Regions from separate parts of the Homo sapiens genome. Here regions 1 and 2 are each linked to region 3. The links are chromatin loops, found by intact Hi-C in ENCODE. Cell type or tissue: heart left ventricle. All regions are shown on one strand.

The links. Peaks named below come from ENCODE experiments on the same cell type or tissue, not always from the same donor. Only the 100,000 strongest peaks of a DNase experiment are listed, where the experiment ranks them.
Region 1: a loop joins it to region 3, with 2.0 times the contacts of the local background. A loop is called at or near these places in 6 of 110 quality-filtered maps.
Region 2: it touches region 3 in a loop (4-fold over the local background); 5 of 110 quality-filtered maps call a loop at or near these places.

What each region holds. Positions count from the first base shown.
Region 1 is chr10:18,471,875-18,474,374 of GRCh38, forward strand. The region is part of intron 3 of CACNB2 (calcium voltage-gated channel auxiliary subunit beta 2); the gene reads left to right. Among named protein-coding and RNA genes, the nearest start is that of CACNB2-AS1, 66 kb to the right of the region's middle. RefSeq lists an enhancer at 120-339. In heart left ventricle, a CTCF peak has its summit at 1,267 (motif pointing left); no DNase peak of the experiment used is centred here; H3K4me3 peaks cover 533 bases; H3K27ac peaks cover 2,402 bases.
Region 2 is chr10:18,138,957-18,141,456 of GRCh38, forward strand. It overlaps CACNB2 (calcium voltage-gated channel auxiliary subunit beta 2), which reads left to right and starts at 1,468. Exons shown (of 14, transcript NM_201596.3): 1 at 1,468-1,900. The coding sequence starts at 1,781. In heart left ventricle, a CTCF peak has its summit at 1,317; DNase peaks (open chromatin) are centred at 1,405 and 1,785; H3K4me3 peaks cover 1,607 bases; H3K27ac peaks cover 1,208 bases; H3K27me3 peaks cover 835 bases.
Region 3 is chr10:18,311,850-18,314,349 of GRCh38, forward strand. All of the region lies in intron 2 of CACNB2 (calcium voltage-gated channel auxiliary subunit beta 2), which reads left to right. Among named protein-coding and RNA genes, the nearest start is that of CACNB2-AS2, 52 kb to the left of the region's middle. In heart left ventricle, CTCF peaks have their summits at 1,084 (motif pointing left) and 1,286; no DNase peak of the experiment used is centred here; H3K4me3 peaks cover 499 bases; H3K27ac peaks cover 2,500 bases.

The sequences.
Region 1 (2,500 bases), 160 kb after region 3:
TACCTCTACAAATATCATATACTACTCAAGCAACATCCTAACATCACTAGGCATTTGTTTTCTGTTTAACTGCCTTTGGAAGACCTGCATGTAAAGTAACAAATATGTCTCACCCCAGACGTGTTCAACTCCCGTATCTCCCTTTTTCATTACAGTCATCTCTCTGGCTCCTTCACTGCCCCCATTCCTATCCATCTGCTCTTTGATGTCATATGCACCTTACAGGTTTCAGTTTCTCTTCCCGGCTTTGCTTTCTTTTCTGCTTGTCTTGAGCCCCATGGTTGACTAGCTGAAGCATTCTCGAATAAGGAGTCTCAATTCCTTTAATATCCGGCCCACTTTTCTTCTTTTTTTTTTTTTTTTTTTTTTTTTTTTTTTTTGACATGGAGTCTCGCTCTGTCACCCAGGCTGGAATGCAGTGCTGGGATCTCGGCTCACTGCAACCTCTACCTCCTGGGTTCAAGTGATTCTTTTGCCTCAGCCTCTCGAGTAGCTGGGACTACAGGTGCACGCCACCATACATGGCTAATTTTTGTATTTTTAGTACAGATGGGGTTTCACCATGTTGGCCAGGCTGGTCTTGAATTCCTGACCTCAGGTGATCCGCCCGCCTTGGCCTCCCAAAGTGCTGGGATTACAGGCATGAGCCACTGTGCCTGGCCCCCAGCCCATTTTTCTACGCTTCTTGCCTACCTTGGTTCCATGATAAAAGCCACCTCCTTAGCCTGTTAACCCATACAATGGAGGTTTAGGGAGTGGGTGGAAGAGCTTTAGTGTCTTTGGTTTAAATTTAGGTCTGTTTTAAAATTGTGTCTGATACAACCACATCTCCTTAATAAACGTATTGGTTTACTATTTTCAGTTCAGTCTTTAGAAAACAAGCAGCCTTTCAGGAAGAATTTCAGAGAGGTTTGGTTCTCAAATTTTGTGTGCTTCTAAATATTCTTTATACCTTGCTTCAAAATGTAGCTACCTGAGCTCACCTTTCTGTAGCCATTTCAGTTTATTAGGTTTGGGGTGAAATGTGCCATTTGTATTTTCAACAAGCCCCACCCCAGCTGCTGAAAATGATGCAAAATCAAATTTGAGCATCGCTGCTGTAGAATACATTCTCTCTTTCTTCCAATGGAGAGTTCCATTCCTGAATGTGGGATATGTTGAAATGGTGCAGCCAAATTTGCATTGTTGTTCGGTAATATCAGTGGTTCTTAATCAAAGACATGTATGAGAATCAACTGTGGTGCTTTTGAAGGTCATCACTAAAAATTGTCCACGCTTTAGCTCCACCCACTGGCAATTCTGTGAAATACTTTTCAGGTGGGGCCCCGCTCGCCTGTTAACGTATCACAGGTGATTTCTACTTGGTATAATATGGTATGACCCATCTGCAGTGGAAACAAATGCCTGTTTTGGATAGGAGTATTTCAATTCAAGTTAATATGAATTGATAAATACACAGGTAATATTTGGGTTGTTATTCAAAGAACTTATAAAAGTCATATCTTGTAAAAGTCTATAGATTTATTACAGCCTTTTAAAAAATATTGCCAGGCCCCAAGCCCTGAAAATATGTTGCGCTTGCTCCTTCCCTTACTGAAATCACATTTAAATTCAGAATCACCAGTGCTAGTTTACTTTCAGTTCAAGACAGCAAGCCTGAAAATAGCCTTAATGACGCATGCAGAGCATTTTCCTAGGAACAGACTCTGGACTTATTAGTGTCTGGAGCCATCAGTCAATACTTTTCTGGTGCACTGGTGTGTTAGTAAGGGATGCCAGAAATGCGTGCCTTCTCTTATCAGTCACCCGGAGAATTCACGTAACTTGCTTTAAATAGCCGAAGTGAAGAAGGAGATTGACTTTACAGTTGTGTTTGCTTCTTTAAAAAATATACTTATCTTTTCCTAGCTGTAAAATAGCAATCGAAAACTGCCATCTAAAGTGAAAAATAATTCCCTAAGGTTTCAATAGGGTTTTTCTTGTATCAGAACCAGGGCCAGGGTGTAACTGGATTTAAGTGCCAGACAAGGAGCTAGAAGCTGCAGGTGCAGCTCCCCGCCACGCTGCTCTCTGTGACCTTGAGTGAGACACAAAATTGCTGGGCTTCCGTTTTTCATTTTAAAATGCGAGGGTTGGATTTGCTCGCTAAGAGCTCTTTTATCTCTAATAGTTAAGATGATGGAACATGATGTTTTGAGATGTTTTGCTGAAATTTCTCACATAGAAAATGGGCCTTCTGAAAACATATAATTATAGTTTTGGGTAGGAAGAAGCTGTCATGGTGGCGAAGGGGAACATTGCAAATCTGAACATGACCGCAGCTGGCGGGAGAATAATGTGTTAGAATTGAAAGGCACCCTGCAGACTTGCTGTTTAATGTACAAAGAAGCCTAGGGCCGGAGGGGCAGGGGGACTCTCAGGGACAGTGGAATCTGGCTCAACGGTCACCCTCTGGTAGCAAGCAAGACCTGTCTCTGTGACAGGTCTCAATCAATGGAGA
Region 2 (2,500 bases), 170 kb before region 3:
GGCTGGATGCAGTGGCTCAAATCTGTAATCCCAGCACTTTGGGAGGCAGAGGCGGGCAGATCACCTGAGGTCAGGAGTTCGAGACCAGCCTGGGCAACGTGGTGAAACCCCATCTCTACTAAAAATACAAAAAAATTAGCCGGCTGTGGTGGCGTGCACCTGTAATCCCAGCTACTCGGGAGGCTGAGGCAGGAGAATGGATTGAACCCAGGAGGCGAAGGTTGCAGTGAGCCAAGATCGTGCCACTGTATTCCTGCCTGGGTGACAAGAGTGAAATTCTGTCTCAAAAAAAAAAAAAAAAAAATGCCTGGAAAACTCATTACAGAAGTTTCCACTGTAGTAAAATTTGTTGAAATAAGTTGCACTCAATCATGTAAAAATGTGGCTCCTTGGGACTATCTGAACGGAATGTTGTAAGTGAAACACCCTCACCATAGTCACTATCCTGTTATCAAGAATTCTGGATCTTAAGGAAGTGCTTGTTTTGTCAAAAATGTGACACTAAGACTTTTCACCCCTATAGAAAAACCTCAACCCTGGCCTGGCGTGGTGTCCCACCCCTGTGATCCCAGCACTTTGGGAGGCCGAGGCCGGTGGATTACTTGAGGTCAGGAGTTCAAGACCAGCCCGGGCAACATGGTGAAACCCCGTCTGCACTAAAAACACAAAAATTATCTGGGCTTGGTGGCCTGTGGCTGTAATCCCAGCTATTCGTGAGGCTGAGGCTAGAGAATCGCTTGAACCCAGGAGGCGGAGGTTGCAGTGAGCTGAGATCGCGCCATTGCACTCCAGCCTGGGCGACAGAGTGAGACTCCGTCTAAAACAACAACAAGCAACAACAACAACAAACTTCAATTATGTTTGGAAAGAAGTGCTAATTTAATTTGGCAAAGATGAAGACAGCAGTCATAAAGCAAAACATTCGGTCTCAGGTTGGGTGGATTCCCACCTAGTTGACGAGGCCAGCTGCAGATTCAGGTGGGATCACCTGATGATCTTTATCAATGCCATTTCTTTCTCTGGATCCTTATTACTGACATTAGCAAGGGCTTTCAGCTGCCCAGAAGATGTTCTTTGCAGACATTTGCTCTCCCGGGCTGCCAGCAGGCTTTACAAATTTAAAACTTTCAGTGTAGGAACCCAGCCTCCGTCGTCCTTCCCCTCCAAAGTTAAGAGATCTGCTCTAAGGGTTCCTGAGGGGTGGTCTGGGGCCATGGGAACAGGATCAAGGCCCCCTGAGCGCCGGGCCTGGCTTCTGTGGCTTCGCAAACTTTTCAGCCTGTGTGCCACGGCGACGCGCAGCGGCTGAGTCGGAGCCCACGCGGCGCGCGCCTCCCGCGAGGAACTTTTCGGCTTGTAGGCTGCTTGTCACTCTCGCTTTCCGACGCGCCTCCCCCTGGCTCGCGCTCCCGGAGTTCCCTCCCCTCCTGGCGAGGACCTTTCCCGGCGCCCGCGGCTCCGATCCCCGCCGCGCTGCGCCCGCTCTCCCGGCCCCGGCTGCCCCGCTGAGGGCTCCCCTCTCCCAGGCACCGCAGCCGCGCCCCCGCGTCCCGCCTCCCGAGCGGCTCGCTTCGCCCGATGCCCCGGCCCCGTCCCGCGCACTGAGCGCCTGGCAGCAGGGCGCCGAGTCCCGGGGCGCTGCGGGGCGCTGCGCCGAGAACGGCCGGGCCTGAGCCCTGGGCGGCCCCCAGAGCCGATCAGAGCGCGGGGAGGCGGGGGCGAGGAGGAGGGGACCCGCCGCCGGGGGCTGGCTGCTTCGCTCCGAGCCGACTTTTCGCCAATGGTCCAAAGGGACATGTCCAAGTCGCCTCCCACAGCGGCGGCGGCGGTGGCGCAGGAGATCCAGATGGAACTGCTAGAGAACGTGGCTCCCGCGGGGGCGCTCGGAGCCGCCGCACAGGTAGCGAGAGCGCGGCGCCTTCTCCTTCCTTTGTGAGCCGCCGGGCAGGGCACCGACCTCGGGTTCTCCCGGCGCCTCCACTGCAGGGATCTCTAGCCTCGCACCTCCTCCCCTCGTCGCCTGCCCACCCTCTGCTCCTCTCCTGGCGCCGGGGACCCTGCCCCTTTGCGCCTTTTCCTGGCTCTGCCTCGGCTTCCATTTTTCTCTGCTTCCGAAAAGCCAGTGGGGAAGGGCGGGGGAGACCTGCCAGTCCTCCCAGACTTCTCCCGGGTTGCTCCAGCTGGCCCTCCTCGCCCCTTCCCGGGAGAGGCACATGGAGAGACATGAATCAGGGGAGTGGACTGGACCTGCTGAAGATCGTGAGTCCGGGTGGGCGGGAGGGGGCCCGCTTCCCGCAGCGCTTTCTACGATGCCGACTCTCCTGGCCACGCTCCGAGCCGGGGTGGGCGTGGGTGTGAGGATGATGGGGTGCAGGTGGGCAGGAGGGGAGCGAATATGGGGGTGCCCTGCCGGATCCCCCCAGAGCTGCCCGGACCACGCTGCGCACCTGGGGCTGACAGCTCTCCAGTCCCCTCGGGCACTTGCCAAGGTTTGCCTGTC
Region 3 (2,500 bases):
AACCGCCTGGTAGGGACCCCTACAGTCACCTGACTTAGGAAGTGTGTTACTCTTGGGGATGGAGCACTTCATTTCTTTTACTCCTGGGCAGAGCTGACTTTTCTTCTCCAATGATAGTCCCCTTCTATACTTCTGGGTATGTCAGTATTTACTTTAAACTACTCTATTCCTCTTTCAATCCCACACCTTTTGAAATGCATTTATATATTTGATGCTTCTTATCTTTTTTAAGCCTGTAAGTTGTCTGACTAACAGAAATTTCCCAAGTAGGTAAATCTTAGGAAACAAATTAAAATGATAAATATGGTGAAATTTAAGACCTTCTAAATGATTAATAAAGTATATAAAATTCATAAGTTTGCAACTTAAAATCTCAAATCTAAACCAACTACTCAGTCACACATTTTAAATTGGAATTAAATGACTGATCTGTTTCTATTGAGCCGAACTCTCTTAAACACTAAAAATATGTAAAATGTGAAATATGCACAAGCTCCTTTACATAAAAAAATATTATTTATATTTGTTTAGTCATTGAAATAGCTCTGCTTTTAATTATAAATTTTTCTGGACTTGCCCACAAAGGAATAATTTATATCATCCTAGCTCAGCCAGTTAAGATTATATAACAGCCAGAAATATTGGCCCAGATGCTGAATAAATCCTTGTCGATGACTATAAGGAGATACACAGAGCTCTGTTAAGGTCACTGTATCAGTGTCCTTTAAGTGTGTGTGTTTGAAGGTGTGGGGTGGCAGGATGCAGGGAGGAAGAGCTGTGATAGCCCAGGTCATTCAGATCCCTAATCTGCTCTTTTCTGTCTTCATACACTGAATTAGATTTGGCCTTTCTTTAGCTTTTAAGATTTATGTGTGCCTTTTCCATCTAACTCTAAATACCTTTGATAAGTCCTGTCTCCTTTGCCTGTATTTTTTAACACTTAGGACTACAGAACTCTTGGGGGCGGGGGCATTCAAATGGCATCCAGAGTTTTAGTGCGTTCTCCTGACATTGACTTTTTTAGCCACATTTCAAGGTCATGCTACTGACGATTACGGACCAAGAGAAGAGCAAGTGACTGCTGACCTCTAGAGGATACTCAATGCAATAAATGATTGTTTTTCTGTGCTAATAATAGCACTGACATCATATGGTTGTAATAAATTTGAACAGGATGATTGAAGCAAATGTACAGCGCCTAGCATGCACTAAGAATTTGGTGACTGTGATCATTTTTTATAGTTGCATTTAGATAAAGAACTGTCCCTAAAAATTATTCATCGTTAGATGAGAAAGAAACCTTTAAGCAGATATTTAGATAAGGGGTGTTTTCTTTTATATCTCCAGTATATTCCCACTAGCACTGAGCAATATTTTATGAATCTAGTATCGCAAAAACAGTTTAGATTTATAGCAGGTTCTCAGCCTCAGCACCGTGGCCATTTGGGGCTGGATATCTCGTTGCCGTGGAGCCGTCGCGTGCATGGTAGGATGGTTAGCAGCGTCCCTGGCCCCTACGTACTAGACGCCAGAAACACTCCTCTCCAACTGTGACAACCAAAAATGTCTCCAGAACCTGCCAGATGTCTCCTGGGAAAGGCAAAATTACCACCATTTTATAACCATGCCAATTGCTGTGTATTTTTTTAAATCTGTTTTCCTATTTGCTTCTCTGAACTCAGTTCCTATCTTTGGAGCTTTCTATCTTTTGACCTAAAAGTGGCATGGAATATCTCAACACTTCCTTTTCCTCCCCAGCTCGGGGTCTAAAGAGGAGAATGTAATTAAGATTAAATCCAAAGCTTTATTTAAATAAATAATCAATCTATTAAGGGGAAAATATGCTCCACTAAAGCCATAAAGCCATCGGCTATCACTCCTTCTTGTGAGCCTGACTTGCTTTTTCGGTTTGTCGCTGGTTAAGAGAATTGCAGATGTATTCCATTGAGGAAAGCGGTATGTTCCCACACTAGCGAAAAACATTGTATTCTTCTAGTTAATCATTTTCAAAGAGCTGTTTCTATTTCTGGTTACTACAAAAATAATGGCCTGCAGGTCATCTATTTATGATCAAGTAAATTCCGCTTCATTGAAATGTTGTAGACTTTAGAAGAAAGAAAGAAAACACACTAAAGGCTTCTGGACAGTCAAATATTTTAACTTGGAGTGTGAAACACTAAATTAATCACACAGTAACTTCAGGCTGTTATTAGCCTTTTATGGTCAATGAATATTGATTGTTGAGTGAATCAATGATTGGACACACGTATACATGGATTTTATCACTTGGAAACTCTATAATTATCATACTAAATTCCCGATATTGTGGTTAATAGCTTTCTAGAAAAAAGAGTTGTTATAAAACCATAATGTATTACTGTTAAAAGTTGGGATTCGGGGAAAAGTAAGAGCTGTATAATTAATCCACCTATCAAAAAATAATCCTAATTAATATTTTTATTGTTAGTGAATTTGAATGTTAGTTGAATTGTTCATTTTG